Regions from separate parts of the Mus musculus genome. Here region 2 is linked to region 1. Evidence: chromatin loops called from intact Hi-C (ENCODE). Cell type or tissue: left cerebral cortex. All regions are shown on one strand. Links, peaks and the distances in the headings refer to the core of each region. The heading gives the core; the rest is flanking DNA. Region 1 overlaps Gm35599 (a long non-coding RNA gene). Region 2 overlaps Tafa5 (TAFA chemokine like family member 5).

What was found. Hi-C counts contacts between places; a loop is a spot of excess contacts. Peaks named below come from ENCODE experiments on the same cell type or tissue, not always from the same donor. Only the 100,000 strongest peaks of a DNase experiment are listed, where the experiment ranks them.
Region 2: it touches region 1 in a loop (5-fold over the local background); 4 of 42 quality-filtered maps call a loop at or near these places.

What each region holds. Positions count from the first base shown.
Region 1 is chr15:87,918,960-87,931,012 of GRCm38, forward strand. It overlaps Gm35599 (a long non-coding RNA gene), which reads left to right. Exons shown (of 12, transcript XR_003951504.1): 11 at 6,462-6,584. Among named protein-coding and RNA genes, the nearest start is that of Gm35711, 110 kb to the left of the region's middle. In left cerebral cortex, for the core only: a CTCF peak has its summit at 5,140 (motif pointing left); DNase peaks (open chromatin) are centred at 3,284, 4,322 and 5,111.
Region 2 is chr15:87,619,365-87,631,417 of GRCm38, forward strand. The region is part of intron 1 of Tafa5 (TAFA chemokine like family member 5); the gene reads left to right. Among named protein-coding and RNA genes, the nearest start is that of Tafa5, 81 kb to the left of the region's middle. In left cerebral cortex, for the core only: CTCF peaks have their summits at 4,804 and 6,463; DNase peaks (open chromatin) are centred at 4,779, 5,531, 6,138 and 6,458; H3K4me3 peaks cover 3,461 bases; H3K27ac peaks cover 1,898 bases.

The DNA of each region.
Region 1 (12,053 bases), core at 3,080-8,079:
CAAATGAATTTGACCACTAGCCTCCATAGGCACACATGTGCACCCACATACACATTTATAAGCAGAGATTAGCTTCTGGAGGTACCATGGAGGGGAGAGCCATGTGCTATCCCAGATGGATGTAGAAGAATGATGTGGTTAAAACTCTGTCATCTCCATGCCTTGTTTGGGTTACTTTGTATGCTGGGTGCCAAATGAAGGATGACCAGCCCTGGTAGACAGTGTAGGATGAGAGCAGCTAGTGGATGTGAAAGGTGGCTCCTTTGAGATACATCCTTACCTCAGAGCAGTTAGAATGCATTTGCAGGAAGGACATCTTTCAGAATTATTAGAACTAACCACATCACTTAGGACAGCTCTATGAAGACCTCATCACTCAGACACTAAACAGAGATGACCCTCAGGAAACAGGCCAGGCCTCCATGGAGAAGTGAGTCTAGGGTTTCTCTGTTCCAGGACCCTGCTGGTCCTCACTGTAAGACTCTATATCTGAAGCTCTTGAGGTAGAAACTGACAGACTCTGGATAGGCTCAGTAGTGAAATGAGGGTTGTGGGGGTGACTATGAAAGGGGAAATTATAAAAGCAATAATGCTTTGGAAGCTCTATGTCTGTTTACACATGAGCCCAAAATGTTTGGACTTCTCTATTTGACCCCAGACAGGTAGTAGTGCCATCAGTAGGCTGTATGTCTTTCTGATGGAATGTAGGACAGACCCTAGCAACTGAGGAGGTCTTGTGACGAGGCCACTTGGGGGCTACCAAACAGGTAGCCTGAGGTCCATGGCACTGAGCAAGTGGCCTGGTGTCCTTGGTCACTGAGGATCACTAAATGAATCCAGAAGTCAGAGGTGAGGAATCCTTGTGGGATCCCCACAAAGGTTCCTTGAGTGAGAACAGTGTAGGAGGGAAGAGGGTTACAAGGGACAGGCTACCTGCCCATTTTGGAGGGGGCGGAGCTAGAGCTGAGAAGGTCAAGTGCTCCCCCATTCTTGGATTTTTGTTGAGATAAAACAAATCCAAGTGCACAAATTTGCCCTGCAGTTCTTCTCTGCTGTCCTGTCCTGTCCCAGGAGGTTCAGACTATCAGTGGCTGTATTACAGTTGGTAGGGTCTGCCGTATTCCATCATAAACATCTGTCTTAGGGGTCTAGGCACTGACTGCAGCCAAGGGATGAAGGCTGGGGCAGAGGAAGATAAGAACTTCCTTTTCCTAGTTAATTCCAAGTGCTTCCTCCTCTATAATTTCCTCTGTGAAACGAGATGTGTCATGTCACCTGACCAAGATAATGCAAGGCTATCTATGGCTTCCACGATCACTAATGCTTGACCTGGGCATCCAGGTGGACAGTATGGTTGGTGCTAAAAGCCCTCAGAAGAACAGCAGGCCAAGCAAGGCTAGGGCTGGGCCATATACTGGGAGAAGGATGTCCAGTTAGTGCCCAATAATGAAATCTCTGCCAGGACTATTTGTTAGACAGAACATAATTTAAAAGTTGGTGACCACAAAGAATTCGTGTAGGTGGCACGGTGTGGCCGTGGCTTGTGAGGACTCTAGGGCTGTGTGTGATCATTTCTTGGCCTTCAACACCCTCCCTGAATGAGGCATGCTGGGAACTCAGGCACTGTTTCTGGGTACAGCAGCACTGAGGAGCTAATCTCAAGCCCAATAGGATCTGACCTCTCCCTTTGACTATCCCACTTGGCTTGGTTCTCCCAGAGGCCAGGCTTGCCCATCACATAGCCAAAGCCCCACGTGTCTGCAGTTACTCCTGGTCCCTCTTGACGATGTTCACCAGAGTCCTGATCTTTCTAGGGATGCCTTTCTAGTCCCACCACAGGCGATGTAATCTGCCCCCAGAGTTCTATCAGCAAGGTCTTCAGTCCGCATAGGAAGCCTCAGCATAGGACTGGGTCTCAAGACTGTGCAGTGTCACTTCTGGTCCCCTTAATGAGGAGGGAGCTACCCTGCCAGTGCTTCCAAGATCCACAGAGCCCAGTACTGAAAGGGTCTTGATGATGAATATGGTTGGTCACAGGCACATTTGGAATCTAGAATAAATATCATGAACTTACAGCTGTTCAGTGGCTAAGTGACTTTCAGGAGCCACTCGGAAGGATGACACTCAGCACACTATGTGTGAGTCACCTGGGTGTGCACGGTAGGAAGCTGAAGCTGTGCATCAGCTCCTAGGTCCACAGAAACTTCTGGAAGCTGTCTTGCTGCACCCTGGGACAGAGGACGACATTCTCTATAGAGTCTATGCTAGGTTCCCATGACTGCGGGGCTGGTCTTCTGGGTCCTTGGGACCTCCATTGTCAAGCTCTACTTCTGTGCTCCAAAGCTCTCTACAAAGAACTAATGCTGTTGGTGACCCAAAGCTGCCCTCTGGAAGACAGCATCAGGGGCCCCCAAGGCCTCCAGCCACACACCTCACAGCCTTGCCCTCTGGAAACTCTGCTCTCTACTGCACCAGCACCTTCAACTCTCGTGTTAAGCAGACTCTGCTCAAGTTGAGGTATTAGACCCCAGTCTCCTCATCTCATGCCGTGGGATCTCCAATCGGGTCACCTGGGTGCAGGGCAAAGCACACAACTGAGGTTCCAGACCTTTCTCTGTCCATGTTTCCTCTAAAGTTGTCTACTGGCTAAGCTGCCCACAACATACTTCTCACACCCTTTCTATGAAAGCATCTTATCTGTGGCATACGGAGGCCGGTGCGTCATCGGATGGCCACACCTCATACATCTGGGTTCTATCTAAACTGCCAGAACCAGATTTTGATAGAAATTGTAAAATAGCTTATTTTGTATTGATCTAATTAACCAGAGTCAGGCCATTTTTCACAGACTGGTACCTAACTGGAAGGGCTCAGTAGGACTATCACCTTACCTCTAAATACCTTCACTTATCTCAAGGCTGACAGACTGTCTTTGGGAAATTCAAGGTTCTTCTTCTTCTTCTTCTTCTTCTTCTTCTTCTTCTTCTTCTTCTTCTTCTTCTTCTTCTTCTTCTTCTTCTTCTTCTTCTTCTTTTTCTTCTTCTTCTTCTTCTTCGGACAATTTTTCCATGATTAAAATAGAGAGGAGCTGACCCTGTCAAGTTCCCTTTGTCTTTTCGTGACCAGAGAAGAAAGTCCATGTGACTAAAGCTGGGGAACAATTTTCCTCCTTACACACTGAAAGAAGAAGAAGAAGAAGAAAGCAATTCAGGGTGCTACGGAAGGAGCCTGCTGGCTGAACTCCAGCGGGGCTGCAGTCTATGCCTGCCGCTTCTGGGTGTTGCTTTGCGGAGGAGCTGAGGCTGAAGCCTTCGCTGCTGCAAGTTCTGAGTACACTTGCCAGCTCTCCGGGGAGCCTCCTAAATGCCAATTGAACAAAAAGAGGTTTTTCTAATTAGCAAAATAATTAAGACAATTGGAAAAAAAGCACACAGCTCTGAGAGTTAGAAGCGGGGCCTGCTGGGAAGGAGGCTGGAGATTCTTGACGTGTGGTCGGTTCCAACACAGCATCCAGGGAAGATGGGAAGCCAGCAAAAAGATGGCCAGAGAGACATCTCTGTTCCCAGCGCACCCTATTTCGGGCCTCTCCAGAAAGTTCCTAATCAAGGCAGGTAATAAAGTTTTGCGGGAAGCTTGGTGGAAACAAGGGCAAGGACCCCTGATAGGCAGGACCTTCCTTCAAGAGTGTGCGCTCCTGCACACACATACAGACACACACATAGAGACACACACACAGACCCACACACATACACCACACACACAGACACACACATACACACAGACACATACACACCACACAAACACACACAGACGCACACATATTACACACACATTCACACACACACACACATACACACAGACACACACTCAGACACCACACACACACAAACACACACACAGACACCACACACACACACAGACACACACACAGACACACACACAGACACACACACACACACACTCTCAGTCCTGCATTTGTTCACACCCGAGGACAGCAAGAGCCTGAGTAAAAGCTGAAGGCCCATTAGGTCCTGACTTGGTGGATCCATGTGGGGCTCACATCACTGTCGCTTGCTTGCTTGTAGACCCAAAGCCAGGGCTCTGAGGTTGCCCCTTGCTTTTCACTTGGTACCAGGAGCAGAAAGGGTTTATGATCAGCCCCCTTCTCTCAGGGTTTCTCTCTGCAGAAGTATACATTGTGATAACCTGTACAAGCCTCATCTCCCCTCTCAGCCTGGGCTCTTCCTGTGTCTATGACTCATTCCTTCCCAGCCCACATTGTCTATGATCTTGGTGCTACATGCCTTCTCTGCTCAATCCCACAGTAGGGGACACATGGGAGCACCGGGTGGTTCTCCCCATGTTTCACAGATCCACACAAGTAGGTGTGGTTCACATCCCTCTACTCAAATCTTAGCCTACATATCAGAGGCAGTACCCTGAGAATAATGTGGGATAGACAGCCCGTCTGGTCTGCCTGGTGACAGGTCTGGGGCTTAGAGTTGGGATGCAAAGGGAGCCTGCTCTCGCACCCCTCACCCCAACCACTGTTTCAGTGACCAATGCTAAGATTTACCACGGTGGTCGTGGACTAGGAAGCCCAGGAAACACAGACAGCATGGTCCTACACTGAGAACAGGCAGGTGTGTGCAGAGCAGCTGTGTGATGCTTCTTATTTCATAGAAATCCAAAGTGTTGTGCTGAGGCTAAGCAGCAGGGAGTGCTGATGGGGCAGAGCGGATCGGATCTAACTCTTGCAGCAGAAGACAAGGGTAGGCTCTGAGGGTGGGGTTGAGAGCTTAGCAAACACTGAGTGGTCCTTAGAACAGAGTCAGCCTGATAAACTTTTAGGGATAAACAGGGGCTGGTAGGGCATTGGGAGCTTTGAAATGCAGCCTCAGCCTTGGTCTGCTCCCATGAACAGAAAGGGGGAAGGGACGCTGTGGCTTCAGAGCTGTGAATATTCGACTTAAAAATCCCAAGAATCAGGGAGCAAACCGCAAAGATGTATACAAGGCCAATGCCCAGGACAAAATGCTGGTGCCCACTGGCAAAATCAAGAAAGCCTTTTGTGGAGGCAAAGAGCTGTCGGCTCCCCATGCAGACACAAGGATGGGCAAGAAGGGTACAGCGCCCCCTGCAGGCCATAGAAGAACCGTCCGACTCAGATCCACAAGGCTTCAGGTAGGGGGATACTGCCTTGGGAAGGGACACCGTGTAGAAGAGGGAGGAGGGGCCATGGCACCACCAATAGTGTCAGAGCCACTGGTTTTCACGTGGAAAAACTATATAAAATCCACCTTCGGCTTATATTAATACAAAGGCAAGTCTCAAGTGGGTGGGTGGCTGGGTGTAAGAGTGAAACATTAAAATACTCAGAAGAATGTAAGAGATTCTATCTTTATGACCGGAGCTAGCTAAAGATGTGTCAAAAAGACCTAAGAAGCCTGCCTTAAAAAAATAAAAATAAAAGATTGATTCATTCAACAGCACAAAACTTTGAATTTCTATGGAACAAGGAGCCTCAGAGACCATAATTACAACCATGGGTCTGAGGAAGACACAGCCGGGTGAGCTGGCGCAGTGTGACAGACTCTATAAAAACCCTTCCAAGGAAATGACATCACCAAGCAAAACCCCTGTACAAAGGTGTGAGCAGACTTCTCACAGGAGGGAGAGAAGAACGAGCCAATGATACCTTGTAAGTCCAAAAATATCCAGTAAAAGAATATAACTGTCAGGTGATGGAGCTTAGAAGGTGGCTCAGTGGTTATGAGCACTGGCTATTCTTGTGGAGGACCTGGGTACGGTTCTCAGTACTTACTGAGTAGCTCATGACCACCTGAAACTCCAGCTCAAGGGGATCCAACACACACCGTGACACATGCATAGAGGTCAGAGAATAATTTTCAGGAGTTCTTTTCTTTCACCATAAATCCTGAGAATCAAGCCCATGCTGTCACGACTTGAACGGCAAGTCTCTTTACCCTCGGCTATGATTAAGTTTCTATCACTGTGAGCAAACACCATGGCCAAAGGCAACCCGGAGTTGGGAAGGGGTTTATTTGGCTTTCAGGTCATACATCTATCATTGAGAGAAGCTAAGGCAGGAGATCAGGGCAGGGACATGGAGGCAGGAGCAGAAGCAGATCCCATGGAGGAGTGCTGCTTGCTGGTTTACTCCCTGTGGCTTGCTCAGCTTGCATTCTTATATAACCCAGGACAGGCTGGGCCCTCGCAAGTCACTCAATCAAGAGAAGGCCTCACGGGATTTACAGAGGCCAGTATGGCGGGACCAATTTTCTAAGGTTGTTTCTTCCACTTCCCAGGTGACTCCAGATTGTTTCAAGTTGACATAAAATTAGAAAGCACTCCCTCTAAGACACCATGTCTTATCTTGTCTTTTCTTCTCTTTTCTTTTCTCTCTCTCTCTTTCTCTTTCTTTTTTCTTTTTTTTTCAGAGCTGGGTTCCGTGTGGAAGCCGAGAAAACTTACTTCAGTTATAGAAGCTCAAAAAGGAGAAAACTCACTTCAGATCCGGAAGCTTAAAAATTGAAAGTTTTTCTTTGTGAGAGCTCAGGGAGGTGGGTATGAACCACATCCCCAAAGGGAGACTGTACAGCATTTTTAAAGGATGGGAGCACAAGGCAAGGGGAGGGAGAACTGGGAGGAGCTGGAGTGTTAGTCAATTGGTTTTTGACATTATGGGTTAAGCAAGGGAGTACCAGTTGGAGACTGGGCTGTCTCCAGGGCACCTGGCTTCAAGGTCCTGAAACCATTCTCTTAGACATTAGGTCCGTGCACAGAGTGATAAGGGGACAAAGGAGTGGATGAGTGCATGTAGTTAATTGGGGCACACAGGCAATCGGTTATATATTTTTACAACGTATGCACCCTGGTTTAGATAATAGCAATTTCTATATTCTTTACTGGTTAACAGATAAGTAAGAAAACATTTGGGAAAGTAGGGTAGGTGTTCATTCTTAGGCCTGGGATTAGGATCTTGTTTGACTGTGCCAACAAGATGGAGAAGTTGTTCTTGAGATGGCTAAACTTAGACAACTGTCTCCTTACAAGTTGTCTCTGAGATGTCTGGACTCAGACTGCTGTTTATAACAGAAGCTGTTCAGTTTTGGGGAAGTCTCCAGCTCCCTGAGGGCCTGGGACCTTGAATTTAGTTTCTCCCTCTGATTAAATGGAGTCTGCAAATGAAAGGTAGCACTTAGAATAAGTTTCTTTTGTTTGTTCCCAACATTACTGTGGTGGTTTGTATGTGCTTGGCCCAGGGAGGGGCACTGTTAGGATGTGTGGCCTTGTTGAAGGAAGTGGGTCACTGTGGGAGTGGGCTTTGAGAGAGCATCCTCCTAGCTGTGTGGAAGCCAGTCTTCCCTGTTTGCCTTTAGAACAAGATGTAGAACTCTCAGCCCCTCCACCACCATGCCTGCCTGGACGATGCCATGTTCTGGCCTTGATGACAATGGACTGAACCTCAGAACCTGTAAGTCAGCCCCAGTTAAATGTTTTCTCTTGTAAGAGTTGCCTTGGTTATGGTGTTTCTTCTCAGCAATGGAAACCCTAACTAAGACAATAACCATTGTAGGTAAGCTCCACATCACTGGGCTACAAGGTCTGCACCTTCCATATCTCAGGAAGACAAAGTGCTGTGATCTGGGGAGCTTTTTATAGCTTTACACTCTAAAGTTGCTGTTGGTCACATACCAAAGGAAGGAGCCTGAAAAGAAGGCAGGGGAAGCCAAAAGGAATCTTTCTTGTCCTTTATGCATGTTCCCTCCAATACTGAGGGAAGAGAAGAAGAGACACAGGGGCTTCCCAGGTTGAAGAACCTCCCACTTTTGGGCAGGGCTTTGCTTTCTCTTCTAGAGTTTCTTTCTTGATTGGTCCTTATATATAACTTCATTTTATATGCATATGCTCAGCCAATCAGAGCCTTGGCTCTTGGCTGCCTCCTGGCTCTGTCTGGGGGTCTAGATCCAAGTCTCTCCTGAGGACAGCAGGCTTGTCGGACAACCCTCCTGAAGAAGACTATTTCTGCCTCCAAGATCCATCACTTGTGCAGCATGTGGGGAATCTTGCTTAGATTCTTGCCAGTCCTGCTACAGACAGAGAGACCTACTTATCACTCCTGCTCTGAAAGATGCTGCTTCTAACTCCTGCAGAAGAGAGCTCATTCTTGCTCTTAGGAACCAACCATCTCTACTCCTAAGGCACACCAGGGACTGACTCACTGAGGACTTAGCAAAAGCAAAAAACACATTCCTGCCTTGGGGATAAAAACCTACCATCTTTGCTTTCCAAACCTACCATCTATACTCACTCCTTAAATACCCGTTCTCTGGTGGTATCCCAAGGTCCCTTCCCATGAGCCAAGAGCTCAGAACTGTTGCTAGGATCCCTGAGTTGGCATCTCCAGGTCTATGAGGAATTGATAGGACACTCACAGCTCCTCTTTTTTGATATCTGAGCCAGTTTGCTTTCTATTGTTGTGATAAAACAATATGATCAAGTGCTACTTGAAGAGGTTTTGTTGTTATTTGGTTTTTGTTTTGTTTTCTGGTTACAGTCCATCATGGAGGAAAGTCAAAGCAGGAAGTCAAGGCAAGATGTCAGGGGAAGGAACCCAGAGGCAGAAATGGAGGAATGCTGCTTACTAGATTGCTTTTCATGGCTTTCTCATCCTGCTTTTTGATACAACCCAGGACTCCCCCTGCCTAGGGGTTCCATCACTCAAAATGACTTGAGTCCTCCCATACCAATTAACAATCAAGAAGCCATCACAAAGTCTTGCCTACAGGCCAATATTATGGAAGTGTTTTCTCAATGGAAATTCCCTCTTCTCAGATGAGCCTTGCCCATGTCAAGTTGACAGAACGAACCAGCACAATTGACTCTCTATCAACTTGACACAAACACACCATTGTTAAATGCTTGCTAGAAGTTTCTTTCTTGTTTGTTACCAAGGCTGCATGTTAATATCGCAATATAAAACATGTCTCCAAGTTTTCCGAGTCCCACAGTCTTTAAAAGTTCAGTCTCTTTAAAATAGCTAAAGTCTCCCTAATAATTCAAAGGCTGTCTAAAATTCCAAAGTCTCTTTAACTGTGGGCTCCCAACAAGTAAAACAATAAGTTACACATTTTTTTTTAATTCCAAGAAGAACCCAGCACAGTTACAAACAAAATCAAAATTCAACAGGGTAGAAAGTGTGTTGCTTGGTGTGTGGAAACCACTCACAACCCTTTGGGTTCCAAAGGGTCTGGGCAACCCCTCTTCTCTGCCTTTGCCATCTGCAACAGATTCGGCTTGTCTTGTAGGTGAGAAATGGCTCCACTCCACACCTGCCATTACCCTTGGTCAACTGACTGTCCTTCACCAGTAGTTTTCCCTGTTCTTTCACAATGCCAAGCCTCATCTGCTTTCCATGACCCCTTAAATCCTGCAGCTTTCCTCCTGCCCAAATCAGTACCACGTGGGAGACTCTTACATTTTTTACAAATCCAGTCGCCGGCGTGAGTTGTAGCTCTGGCTCCCTCCAGACTACAGTTTCTGTGTGCTGAACTTGAGGAAATACTTCGCAGATTTTTGTCTCAACAATTCTTATCTCTTCTTGATCACAGTTAACTCTTCAGCTTCAACTGATCAGATGCCACAGATAATACAAGAATACACAAATGGCTCTGAGAGATACTTTGAGGAACTCTCAGACTCCTGAACTTTATGAGCCAGGTCACCATTATCTGCATTGTTCTCAACATTACAAGTTCCCACAGCAGCTCATTAGGCTCCGGATGCTCAGAATGTTCCAGCCCAAAGTTATAATCACGTTCACAATCCTCCCCCAAACAACATGTCCACTCCTCAGGAGGTCTGCTATAGTGCTGAAGTTTTTTTTTTTTTTTAATCTCTTATGTTCCTCCCCCATTCCCCAAATGTCTGAGTTCAGGCATTTCTTAGAACATTGTGTAGTTAGCATTGGCCAGTGTCAACCCTTACCCTTCCAGGGCACTTGGGGCAAGCAGGAGTGACTCAGAGGTAGTGATACCCAACTTCTGCTACCAATTTCTCTTCTAGCTTTGTTTCTGTTGTTTTGTTAGAACTCCATGAGAAAAAACAACTTGGCAGAGAAAGAGTTGATTTGGCTTACAAGTAATAGCTCATCATGGAGGAAAGTCAAGGCAGGAGCTCAGGGCAGGTCCCTGGAGGCAGGAACTGAAGCAGAGATCATCAAAGAATGCTGTTAACTGGCTTGCTCTCCAGTTTATTATTTGTATATGTGTCTTATAGCTTCAAGGATTAACTGCCCAGAGATAGTACTGACTACAATAAATGGGGCCTTCCCACATCGACCAAGGTCATGTGGAATTGCCTACTTGTTAGTCTTATGGTTTTATTAAGCCATTCTCTCAAAGGAGATTCTATCTTCCCAGGTGGCTCTCACCTGTGTCAAGGTGACAAAAGCCCAAGAAGCAGAGTGTCTTGCCACTAGGAGTCTCAGATATCTGCCTTTTCACTTGTGGCTCCCTTGTGGGTAAATTGTCCTCTTCTGCTCACTCTTCAAAATCTGTCAACTCTATTTTTTAGGCCTTTGAGGTGAGAATTCAGGATAAGAGAATAAACTTGTATCGCAAGACAGAAGGGAGCTTTCTAAAAGCACAAGAAATAGTGGAAAAACTCCATATAATTATGAAGGCCAGGCTTGGGAATGCACATCTGTGGTGACACTAGGTCACCAACTCCTGGACTCTTGGCTATTACATTGTTTACAGATAGCCTTTTAGGTAGCACCATTTTTCATATTCCATGATGCCCGCTGGTTCCAGCAAACCCATCTCTATTCTAGGTCAGTAACAAGAAAAAGCAAAAACAGACAGAAAGATGCTAACCCCATTTGAAGGACACTTACATCGTTCCCATTAGTCTCTCACTTTGTGATTCAGGTTTCAACTCTCTCAGGCCATACCTAACTATGAAGAAAGATGGAGGACTGATATCTTGGTGAAGGGCATCTGTTCTTAGGTGTTCTGTTACCCAGAAGGAGTGGGCATGTCTAACATAAACTTCAGGCATTTCCAGGTCTATTTGTGTGTTGGGAATGGACTGGGCATGGTGGGAGACCAGCTGGAGCTGCACTTCTACCCTGGGATACCAGCAAACACAGCTCCTTGTCACCACAAATGCCAAGGAACAGAGGCTGGAACTGAACATCTAACCATGTTCTAGGGAGATCCGAGTTTAATACTTGTCCTAGTTAGGGTTCCCAATACTGAGAAGAGACATCATGACCAAAGTAATTTTTGTAAAGCACAACATGTAATTGGGGCTGGCTTATAGGTTCTGAGGTTTCGTTCACTATCATAATGGTCGGAAGGATGGTAACATCCAGGCAGGCATGGTGCTGGAGGAGCAGAGAGTTCTACATCTTCTTCCAAAGGCAAACAGGAGAAGACTGGCTTCCAGACAGACAGGAGGAAGCTCTCTCAAAGCCTACTCCCACAGTGACACACTTTCTCCATCAAGGCCACACTATTAGGAGTAATAGTGCCACTGTCTGGGCCAAGCATATTCAAATCACCACAATATTTATAGTCTTGGCTTGCAACTTGTCCTGGAAGCAGAGGAAGTGGGTAGGAAGGAGAACTAAAGCCATCAGTCATACCAGAGACCACTCTCGACCACTCAGGAGGTCAGCTACAGCACTGATTTTCTTCTTCCCATCTATCTCTTGTGTTCCTTCCCCTATTATCTGGATGTTAGCTCTCAGGCACTCTTAAAACATTGAATATAGTTAGCATCTACCAGTGACCACCCTGCACCCTTCCAGGGACACTTGAAAGGAGCTGGAGTGACTCAGAATAAAGAAGCTATGAAATGTGTAGACAGGGTAAGCTGCCCATAAGATATGTGTGCAGTCCTCTTTGTAGTGGAGAAAACACACGCGTCTTTATAACACCGAATAGGAGAGTATCTATCATTCCCATCTACAACATTTTTTTTCTCAAACATCATCATCGAAACAGATGTGAGTAATTTGAAAT
Region 2 (12,053 bases), core at 3,485-8,484, 300 kb before region 1:
AGGTAGGTAGGTAGGTAGATAGATAGATAGATAGATAGATAGATAGATAGATAGATAGACAGGGAGATATAAATAAATGATTACAGATGATAGATAGATAGATAGATAGATAGATAGATAGATAGATAGATGCCTCCATATCAACCTGGTTGGCCTGCAGGGCAGGAGCAACTCAAACTCAGCATCTCATGCTCCAGCTTACAAGCATCGAGAGGTGTTCATTGGTTCCTTATCTGTACAAGGCCTGGACCTCTGAGAGACTCAGTCTGTGCTGCAGAGTGGCTAAGCTGATGTATCCTTTCCACCTCTGGGCAGTGCCACTTGGGGACCTAGGTGCATGTCTTTTCCCTCTCAGACCCTGCTCACTACGGGTAGTGATCTGCTGAAGACTACCTTCCACGGTTTCCCCATGTCACCTAATTCTCTGGCCAGGTCCATGGGTGTGTCCCAGAGCCAGAGTAGACCCCTTCTCTTCTCGCCCTGCCTTTCTCTGTCCAAGTTGGCATTCAAGCCACACCCACTGCTTCGTTTGTTTCATTCATTCATTCATTCATTCATTCATTCGTATGAATATGTTATGTTGTATGCATATTGTGTGGTATGTGTGTGGTGCATACATGTAAGTGTGTGGGTGTGTATACCCACGGATGCGCGTGCTCATATGTGTGCATGCCAAGGCCAGAGCAAGTGTCCTCCTCCCTCCCTCACTCTCTATCTTATTGCCTTGAGAAAGGGTTTCTCAGTGAACAGGAAGCTCTCAGACTCTACCTTTCCTTGCTTTCATACTTGCTGCGGAATGCTTGTAGAGCAAGCGCTGTTACCCACCAAGCCGTCCCCCGGCAGCCCTGTGCACATGTATCTTTAATGACGGAAGTTTAGGAACTTGATGTTTTAGCTAGCTGCTGGAATTCTTTTCCTGAGATTTGTCTGTGAGCTGGTTTTAAGAATTGTGTAGAGACAGAGTTGTTCCCTGGACCGTTCCGTCCATGTAGCTTCCCACAGAGGAGACCAGTGACTAGAAACACGGAGAGAAAGAGAGAGACGTGGTATTTCACTGTAAAGATCTTGCCTGTTGATGGAAATTCTTCCCAATTTCAGGGCCCAGTGCTTCTTCGTGCATCTTCTGCACCACGCCTCTACACCTCGAAAGTCTCCTGGCTATCTGTTCTTCCATGTGATTCCTTTCTCTGCTGAAGCCTCTGTCAGCTCTCTGAGCAGGATGTGGGTGGGAAGGTCCCTTCAGCTGCCCTCTGTGGACAGAGGAGCTGGCCAGCATCTTTCGTAGTGTCTTTTCCCACCAGCCTGGAAGGACACTGCTCTTCTCTGGAGGGAAAGGCAGCATTGCTAAACAAAAGCCCATTGTCGCTTCTCTGATTCCATGGGTCAGAAGTCTACTTGGTTTTACAGGCTTTCAGGGCTGCTTGGCTCTGGGTAGCAAGCCCTTCCGTTTTCGTACCTCTTCCTCCTCTTTGATCTTTTCTGCCTCCAGACTTTCTAATAGGAGACTTGGACACCTGAGATCTTCTCCCCACATTGTATCACCCCTAGGCCTTTCCTGTGTTCCCCTTCTGTGGGCTCCACCCTGCAAGTTTGCTGACTACTCTCTAGACCTGGCCTTTTTCACCACATAACACAGCCCTGCATCTTAAGACCTGAACACTGTGTTCATCTTAAGCCTATTTTGTCTCCTGGTTTTGTGTGGTCACTATAGTGTTTCCTTATATGTTTTAGCAAGATGATGGAATTTAGGATTATTATAGTTCCTTTCTTCATCCCCAAATCATTTCTGCCTTCTCAGAATTAGCTGTGGAATGTATATTTTCTGCCTCCCTTTTCTGTGCTTGGCTTTTTGTAGATACCTGGTGATCCTGTTTGTCCGGCTCTGTTACATGGGAGGGAAGCTGGAGGTCTACAGCCAGAGAGCAGTAACTGGTCAGTGTTCAGGAAACAGTCAGAATATAGTAAATGGTTAGGGTGTTGTAACTTGTCAACACACGATAAATGATCAGTGTGTAGTGATTGGTTAGGATCTTTAAAGGTCCACAACCAGACAGGGTACAGCAATGACCAGGGTGTAGAATTTGTCAGTGCACAGTGAGGAGTCAATAGGCAGTGACTTCTCTCTGGTATTCAACCTGTGTTCCCTGAAAATTGTGTGTGTGCGTGCGTGCGTGTGTGTGTGTGTGTGTGTGTGTGTGTGTGTGTGCACGCGCATGTGCACACACATAAGCCTCTTTGGAAGTGGGCTTCGAGCCTAGGGCCAAGCAGCCTCCCCCAGAATGGGCTGGCCTGGTGAATATCATATCTGGAGCACTGTAGTGTCCAGACATTTAGGCTATGGTGCATGGAGGTCCTCCCTCCATTCTACCCCATGCCACACCTATTATGTATGCAGCCCTGACTTTCCCACAAGGGCAGGGGTCATGGGCATAATTGGCTAACTGTTGAAGTCTATGGAACCTGTCTTAGAATAATATAAACACACATGAGATCCCTAAGAAAGCCAATTATATTAAATATAGTTATCAAATGTTAAAAAAAATAAAAACCATTTTGAATAAAGGGTATGTTTGCGTCTTTATTAAAGCATTACATGAAAAGCCTAGCTGTAGAATGACTGTAATTTGAAATAATGGTGAACATAAGCAATGTACTGTGATAGCCATAGATCTGTAACTTGATATGAAAATACCTGTGATTTCTGTTGGTGACAAAGTCGCAGTCATGGCTAAACTATTGCGTTTATGCCTTGCATGCCTAATTGAAAGCAGTATTCACTTCTACCTAGAGATACATAAAATAGAAGACCCCCTTCCCTTCTGTCTGGATTCCCATAGCTCAGGTATATGACATAAGGGGATTGTCTCTCTTTGGGCAGCACATCATGGCTTCTTCAGGTAACTGTCCTGGCAGCAGCAGTTATTGGGGTCTAGGGGGTCCAGTCACCTGCATCTTTGGTGATGCAGCTCTTTGGCTAAGTACCCTTCCATTAGCAGGCTCAATGGATGGCTCAAATGGTGTCAACTGTTTGGCATGGTGAGGGAAAGGATACTCTACAGATGGCTCCTCTCTTCTCCCCAGCTCACAGCACCAGAATTTCCTTGGCCTGCCAGCTCTTGAACTTCATTCTGCCACAGTCTAATGTTTTTTTTTAAGGTCTTTTCGTTGTGTCCACAGCCCCTGGTGTCCCTTCCTGAAGCCTGTGGTGGTTCCCACTAGTCAGGTGAATGTGCGGTTGGCTCCTCAGTTTGCACAGTTCACCTGCTCCTCTGGGTGCCAGACTCAGGTTCTTGGCATTTTACCTGTAGTTTCTGTAAAGGGCACCAGCATCACTGACTGCCAGCCCAGTAGGAGGGCTTAGCACCTGGGGGAGGATCCTTTGGGTCTTTAAAATTGGAGATATGCACATGCTATCCAGTGGGAAGGAATTAATTGGTGGGCCATGAATTTCTGTAGGATCTTTCTTTTCCTTTTATAAATTCAGTTTGCAGAAAGATTCCTCAAATGGCTAGTTCTTTTTTAGATAGTGATCAGACTGGGGACAAAGCAAATGTCAGGGGTGGGCCCTCTCTGATTGCAGTCTCTTTGGGACCAAATCTGGGTACATGTGACGAGCACCCACCAAACCCTGGGCCCTTCGAAGTGGAACACACTGCTCCAGGTGAGGTGTGTAGGCCAGCGACCTTGGCAGAGGTCAGGCTTCTCAAGATGGACAGGGCAGGATCCTGAGGCTGCTGCAGGGAAGGCTTTGCCGGAAGATTTGTAGGAGTACTTAAGATGGTAAGGTGGGGGTTATTATTTCATGGAAGGGCTCCAGGGAACTGCTTAAGAGAAAGCCAAGTCCCTCCCATAGTAGATTCTGAATTGTTTAGTTGGTTAGCTGTTACAAGGTTCTTCTGGGTTGGGGTGGGAGTTCTAACTAACAATGTCTCTTCAGGGGTTAGAGAGGGGTGTTAGCAGCCACAGAGACAAATTGCTTTTGAACAGCCCCTCTTCTGCCCAGGTGTGAGCATAGTAAAGTCTGGTCAGTCAGACAGCATCAAGTTTGGTTGACCAGTTGGCTCTACTTCTAATTGTTATCTTGCTACTGCAGACTTCTGTTTCCCCAAGTACACCCTAAGAAGTTTGATCTTTCTGACCTCCAAGAGCCCTTCAGAACTGGCCTCTTTTCTTGCATGACATGTGAAACAGATGAGCCCCAGACCCCAGACAACGCACACCCTGACATGCAACACAGGCTAAGCATAGGTCCCTGGTTTCCTACCCAAAGCTCTGAGCTGAGCATTTGAAATCCGATTCAGGCAAAAGTGCCTTCAGGCCTCCTGTGCTAGTCCTGGTGCTGTTGGCATGGAGGGACCCTCTAAAAAAGGACAGCACTGCCTTTAGCTCTGTGCCTCCAGACACGAATGCCGGCTCTTCCTTGCGGAAGAATAGAGGCGGCGGCAGGGAAATGCCTGCTGGCTTCCTCTGGGGCTGGCTGTGGGCATCCACTGCCTGTGCCATTGGGTGTCCCGCAGCTGGCTGGAGGCGGGCACACAGGAGGCCCAAGATGCAATGTGGTGGTGGGGAAGGCTGTGTGTTTCTGGTCGGCTGTGCTATTTTCAAACCCCATCGAAACCGCCTACGGAGAGCAGCCTGCCCTGAACCTGTCTAGCAGCACGTCAGCCCGCTGGTCCTCCTTGTGGTTCTGCATTCTTCCCAGGACCCGGGGTAGGAGCCGGTTGGGGGCTGGGCTCGCTTCCCCCACTAGCGGCGCCAAACCGGCCGCTCTGCAGTGAGGCCCCAGCGCACCTAGGTGGAGCCCGACCCGCAGTTTTCAGCTGGACCAGCCCCACCTGACCCGCCGGCACGCCAGACGGGGGCGCTGCAGGGCGGCCAGGTCCCCCGGGTCCCCTCCGCGGCCCAGTGCGCATCGGCAGCTCGGCGGCCCGGGCGCTGCACAGACGGCGGCGGCAGGCGCGGGCCAGAGTCCGAGGCAGCGCGGCCTGGCCGCCTGGGCCGACAGAGACCCACGCCGCGCTCCCGTTCCCGCCGCAGCTCGCCAAGACGCCGAGCCGAGCGGCGGGCGCGCGCCACCAGCACCGGAGCAGCAGCGTCCCGCGGGCGGCGAGGCGCGCAGCGTCTCCGGCCCCACCTGTCGGCGCGGCCACCCTCAGCGTCGCCCCCGGCGTCCCCAGCCAGCGCGGGCGGCTCGCGGCAGCGCTGGGCCCGGCCTCGTCCGGGCTGCGGCGGCGGAGGCGCGCTCTCCCGGCTGGGCGCGGAGGCCCGCACCGTCCCGGGCGAGGGGACCAGCCCAGCGGCTCCGGGCCGTGCAAGTTGGACTGCGGCGGACTCGGCCGGGCCGCTCGGGCCCCGGCGGCGGCGATGGTGCTGCGGCTCCTCGAGCGGCGCGCAGCCCCGGCCCTGAAGCTGCCTCTGCGCGGCGGTGGCAGCGGCGGCGGAGCGGCCCCCTAAGCCCCCCGCCGGAGCCAGAGCGGGCAGCGGCGGCGGCGGAGCCGGAGAAGGCGGCGGCAGCGGCAACAGAGCAGTGGAGGAAGGCGACGCCGATCTCTGGCGCGGGGCGACAGGCGACCAGAGCCGGGGCCGCGCCGGACCCCCAACCCGCCGGGCCGTTGCGCAATCCGCGGCCGGTCTGGGCCCTGCTGGCGGCGCGGCTCCGGGGGCGGCGGCGGGGCTGATTCATGGGGCCGCGGCGGCCAGTCCCCCGCTCCCGGGCCCCCGGCGCCCCGCAGCGCGCGATGGTGGCCGAGTGGCCGGAGCGGCGGCCGCCGCGGCCCGAGACTTTCTGCTAACCTCCCCGCCCCCGCCCGCCCCCTCCCCGGCGCCCTCCCCCGCGCCGTCCCCTCCCCCTGCCCAAAAGACACAGATCGCCTCCCGGAGTGGCGCCTCCAGTCGCGGCGGAGCGCGGCGTTGGCGGCGGATGGAGGGCGCGATCGGGCGGCCAAAGCGGCTGCACCCAGCGGGGCGCTGATGCGGCTCCTGGACCTTCGCTGCGCGACTTCGGGGGCGTCGGCCGAGTTGGCACTCCGCGATGCAGCTCCTGAAGGCGCTCTGGGCACTCGCAGGGGCCGCGCTCTGCTGCTTCCTCGTCCTGGTGATTCACGCGCAGTTCCTCAAAGAAGGTAATTGTCCCCGGCGCGCGCGGTACCCTACACTGCTCGCGGCGGCCCCTGCGCGTGATACTGTTTCCAGCACCTTCCAGCGCTGCCAGCGAGGTGGGCCGAGGCTCTGCGGGGCCAGAGTGGCCGATGGCGCGAGCCTTCCCAGAGCCCAACGCTGGATCTGCCGCCCCTCGGTGCCTCTGGGCTCATGGTCGGCGCGGATTAGGTGCGAGCCCGGGCGTGCTGGGGCCTGGCTAGCTCCGGTGTAGTACTGGAGCCCAGGCTTAAGCCCAGGCTGCAGTTGCCATCCCCTGCCCCGCAAGGCTCGGTGGCAGTTGCGCCTACCCGCATGCCATGGACCCTCGGTAGGTGGCACCAGCGCTCCACTTTGGTAGCCTGGCTGAAGCCAGTACTGAGCAGGCCAGGACTGAATGGATTGGGGGCTGGGGATGCAAAGGTTGTCAAGGGGTGAGGACTGGGGAAAACTGCACCCTGTCCCATGCTGCTTTACAGATCAGGTCGGGTACCCACCAGACTTTAGGCTAGGTGGGCAGATTTTTTTATTGCCAGAATGCCTAGAACTTGAGACCACTCAAGTTCTGGGTTCCTTTGCCCTCCTGGCTCCTTCCGGATTGCAGGATTGTCCCATCCAGTTCTCGAGACTTTGCTAAGACTTGTGTAGTACACATTGGACTCTGTGGTCACAGCGGCCCTTTGGGATTCTTTCCATTGGCTTGTTTGGTGTGCCTTGGTAGGCAACAAATAGTGGGCACTCTGAAACTTCTTGCCCTTTATAGTCTTGGTGTCTCTGGGCTCAGCCTGCTCTGGTGGGCACCAACTGTAGGTGGTCCTAGTACCCTTGCACTGGCCATGCCCCTATTGGCTAGCCTTCCCCTAGGTCAGTAGAAAACACTGAGCCCTGGAAAGTACTGGTGCAGATTCCTACAGCTGTTCTCACTACCTCCAGGTTTCTAAGGATGAAGGGGTTGATATTCTATAGCCTCCCTGCCTAATTAGTGATCTCCTGTAGGCTGGGAGCTACCTGGATCCTGGAAGCATTCTGGCCTGCTATACATTGTTAGATCGTTCTCCCTTGATTTCAAGTGCTACTTTGAAGAAAGTAGCTGGTTTTGCTGTAGGTAGGTGAGCCTGCTCATCTGGAGCTTACAGGCTCTTCTTGGAGTTGGAGGCCAGTCTTAGCCTCAAGCTTAGGTCACCTACTTCATGAGTGAGTGGTTCTGCCATGGGCTGGGGTCCCTGCTATTGAGATAACTTTCCGTGCAAACATGAGTCGTTTCCTTCAGCCCCCAAACCCACCCCCAGGGCTGTCCTCAAGTTGGTATTATCTGCTAGACAGCTGTGTGTGTGTGTGTGTGTGTGTGTGTGTGTGTGTGTGTGTGTGTGTGTGTTTGGGGGGAGGGCTGTGGAGAAGACCACATGGTGACATGGTGTGCCACAGACCCCAGGACGTGGGGTCCTTATACGTTGAGACCTTGTTTGGGATACAAGTTCTCTACCCTTTCCACAGCTTCTTTGTTCTCTGGGGTATTCACCAGAGGGACAATCATTGAGCTTAAGGTGTTGGGACTTCTCTGAATTATCCAGCCTGCTTGAGTTATTGTGTTGTGAACAGTCAAAGAGATGCTGGTCATTTAGAGACAGTGGCTGGGTTCCTTCTGCCTGGGATTGGGTGGGAATAAACCAGTCCTGGAGTCTTCTAAGCTATTAGATTTGGTCCTTTGGTCAAGGGGGAAGTTCTTGTGTCCCTGGTGGCCAGGTGTGAGGTCACAAAGGCAGTATGCTCGTTCTGGAGTGGAGGGGAATGTCCCCGAAGGATGGGTTTGCAAGACAGCCCTTTATTTGAAGGAAGCCTAAGCATTTGGTGTGGATAGACCATAGGATATGCATGTTGTGTCGGATGGTAGAGTAAGGGAAGGAGGTAGGGCATGCTGACCATGGGGGTCCTAGGGCAGGAAAGTAGTGTCATGGAGGCTGCTCTTGAGGAAAAGCCCAAGTGGTTACCTCGCCTTCTCTGAGGGAGCTTGTGCAAGCCCCGTTGTCCACTCTGACTTGTTTGCTTCTGGGACCCTGGATCCCAATGTCCTTTGCTGTTTCCTTCTGGCAGAAAGGTCAGGGATGACACCCCTGTGCTTGTTTGTTTGCTTGTTTGTCTCTTTTGGTTTCTGGTATTAGAAGCAGGAGCCTCAGGATAGGCCTTAGGGTGTGCGGTGAGAGGTGGAAGACTGTGGTCTCCAGGGGGGTCCCAGGGCCCTTCTGGGAGGCTTGAGTTGCAAACCGGGATCTGCTAGTACAGAGGGAACTAAGCAGCTTAGACAATTGGGACTTGTTGCCTGGGGATTGAGAAAGAGCTGTATAAATAGCCATTTCCATGAATCTGGTTTTTCTCCCCAAGGGGTGAAGAATGGGGGACCCAGGGAGCCATTTTTTTCCACACTTTCTCTTTTGTGTGCAGATACAGGCTACCCTGTGGCTAATCCATCCCACTCTGGCGGGCCTGCCTTGGAGCGATTGCCAAGATGAATAGGGCTGTGAACCCAGAGAGAGGAGAATTGTGGTCCTAATTGCGGCCCCGGCTTGTCCAGATTCTGTTAGAACAGGTCTTGCTCACCATGCCTACTCAGTGGATGTAGCCAGAGGGCTGGGGGCAGGTGACCATAGCTATAGCATGGGGTTCAAGCATCTGTGAGGTGCCCTAACTACCCTGCCAGCATGTTGCCAGCCTTGCTTGTTTGTGCAGGGTTTGTAGGGACTCTAATTTCTCCGAGCTAGGACAGGTCAGGACAAGGGTGATGTGTCAGGAGCCCTGCTTGGATCCTACTGCCTTATGGGAGCAGGGTGGGTATAGGGTGGAAGATGGAGGGAACAGGAATCTATGCCCATAGCTTTTTTGTATTTATGTGGGACTTGGGACATGGAGTTAGGGTGACAGCTGGGATTATGAACATTCTTGAAATCTTTGAAGCACCCAAGCCAGGGCACAGCAGCACAAGCTCTGGTTTATATGCTTACCTTATAAGCAAACAAAAACAACACAGCGAGACTTGCAGCCCAACCCCGGCTGTCCATAATGCTGCATGGATTTCTGACCTATGGGGCCCAAAAGAGACAGGACCAAGATTCAACCCACCAACCTCTTGCCTGGCAGAGACATCCCTGCGTGTTTCTGTTAGCTGTGGATTTGCAGTTTAACTCTCTATCCTTGTAAATCCTATTGATGCCTAGGCAAGTGTTACATGAGCCAAGCATGCTATCAAAAAGCCTCTTTCTCGGGTTACCACTGAGAGCTTGTGGGGAAGATGAGTGTCTGTGTCTGGCTCCCCCCCCCCCCCTCTATGTCCCAGCATCTTAATTCCCGGGAACTTAGCCTCACCCACTGCTAGCTTCCTCGGCTGCTCCCCGAGCTGACTGTTGATTGAACAAACAGGATTTAACTTTAATTTATTTAGTGAGCTCACTACTTTGGAAGTCAAGTATTATTCTGTGAGCCTGTGTGTTCACACTGAAAGGGACACACTTAACCCTGGGCAGGCATGCAGGGGTGCTAGGTTGTATCTCACTAGAAATCACTAAGTGACCCCATCCCTGCAAGACTGACCCCAATCCCAGGACACTTGGATATCTCTGACATTGGTCAGTTTATTTATTTTTATTTTTAGGGATTTTTGTGTGTCTTTGCATGTGTGTATATGCTCATATGTATGTGTGCCTGTAGAGTTTGTACCTGCATATGTAGAAGCCAGGGGTCAACCTTGGATGTCTGTCTTTAGATGCTGTGCCCCGAAAGCCCCTAAGATAGGGTCTGTCTCTCTCTCTCTCTCTTTCTCTCTCTCTCTCTCTCTCTCTCTCTCTCTCTCTCTCTCTCTCTCTTTCTCTCTCTCTCTCTCTCTCTCTCTCTGCTTTGGAACTCACTGACAAGCTAGGCTGACTGGCCAGTGAGTGCCAGGCTGTCTGCCTCTTCAGTATGAGAATTACAGGCTACAGTTGCAAGCTCAGTTCTTAAATAGGTTTACTTGTTTGTTTGTTAATTTATTTCATGGTTTTTGTGGATCAGAGTCAGGCTCTCTGCCCACTGGCAAGCACTTTATCAATTTTCCCTATCTTCTCAGTTGTAGGCCGTCTTTTGAAAAAAAAAAAAAAAAAAAAGGACAGAGAGCCAGGCATGGTGGCACACACCTTCAATCCCAGTACTCAGGAGACAGAGGCAGGCAGACCTCTGGGAGTTTGAGGCCATCCTGGTCTACAGAGCGAATTCCAGGCTGGACATTCAGGGCTTTTGTTACACAGAGAAACCCTTTCTTAACATACAATACAATGCAATACAATATAATACAGTACAGTACAGTACAGTACAGTACAATAAAATAAAATACAAAAAACAAGACAAACAAACAAAAACAGACAAAGATTTTGAGCAACATACCAGATACTGGTCCTAAGAAATGTTATTTAAAAAAAAATACTTGTTGATGGAGCTGGAGGGATGGCTCTGTAGTTAAGAGCATTGGCTGCTTTGGCCAAGAACCTAAGACCTGTTACTCACTTCCAGAGGATCTGATGCCGTCTTCTGACATCTAAGGGGACCAGTCACACACCACACAGCAAACAGACATACATTCAGGCAAAAATATTAATACAATAAAAATAAAGTTTGGTTTTGCTTTGTTTTGTTTTACAAAATTATTGAATTTTAAAAGTGACTCATTTCTGCTATAAATCCTTCTTTCCCTGGACAGGCTGTGGCAGTGGACAGGCAGGGACAAGTGGAGCCCACTGGGTTTGGGAAGGAACCTGAGGCTGATCAGAGCAGCCTGGTTATTTTTGGTACAGGCTGAGCTGTGCTTGACTCCAGCGTAGATCCCACGATGCATTGAGGGGCCAAAACCTGGGTGTTTAAGGAAAAAGCTTTTGCAGACCTGTGTCCTCTTGAGCTTCCAGAGCCAGTCTGCATCTCACATCCTCTCCAAAATGGCTCAGGGCTACATGTAGAGGGTCCCGTGGATCTCAGGGCTCCACAGTGCTTTCTTCTCCATCCTTCTCCACAAGGTATGTGAGAGGGCAGGGCATGTGCCTTCCCCATGCCCAACGTCTGCTTCTCCCTAGCCCTCCTGTAGACTTTACTGAGAGGCCAGGTAAGCAGGCCAACAGCTTGCTAGAGAGGGATGGGATTGGAAAAGCATCGCAAGAACCATCTCCTTTATCATCATTTACTATCACTTCCTGTGTGACACAGAATCTAAATAAAACCCACATTCACCATAATAGGATTCTCATCTGCCGAATGTCTGACAACTGTAAAAGTTAAAACACGAAGGGGCTGGTAATGGAAGTGACTGCACATGGGCTCACCGTGGCTTGCCAGAAGCCGCAATTTCCCAGCTCTCCAGCACAGAGGCCAAGGGGAAGACCCTTGAGAGACAGTAGCAGCAGGGATGAGCTGTGCTAGGGTATCTAAACAGACTGTCCACTTGGGAACTAGCTGCATCGTTACAGAGCAGGTCTTCCCTGTGCATCTTGGGAAACTCAGTCTTCTATCTCGTTTTTGACATAAACTCGGTATTTGACAGCCGGGCTCAGTCCTGGGCTCTGGTGAACTGACTGCTTGTTCTGCCCAGGCAGTATGTGGAATGTGCACATAGGTGGTATGGATATTTGTTAATATACAGGGTGTCAGAGGGGGAAGCCTCAGGATGTCCACTGCTGACCTTTTCATAAGTAAGGTGTTTGTGTTCATGCATATCATTATATATTAATTAAATACGAAGATGTTTATATCATACGTAATTTGCATAAGCATATAAATTCATGAGCATGTATTATGGAGTTGATTAAAAAATACAGCTGCGTAATGAGGGTGGGATGGAGGGTTGCTCCTTCTCCTTGTCTCTAGACAAGTGGATCCATGGGTGCTGTGTGAATGCCAGAGCCCCCTCT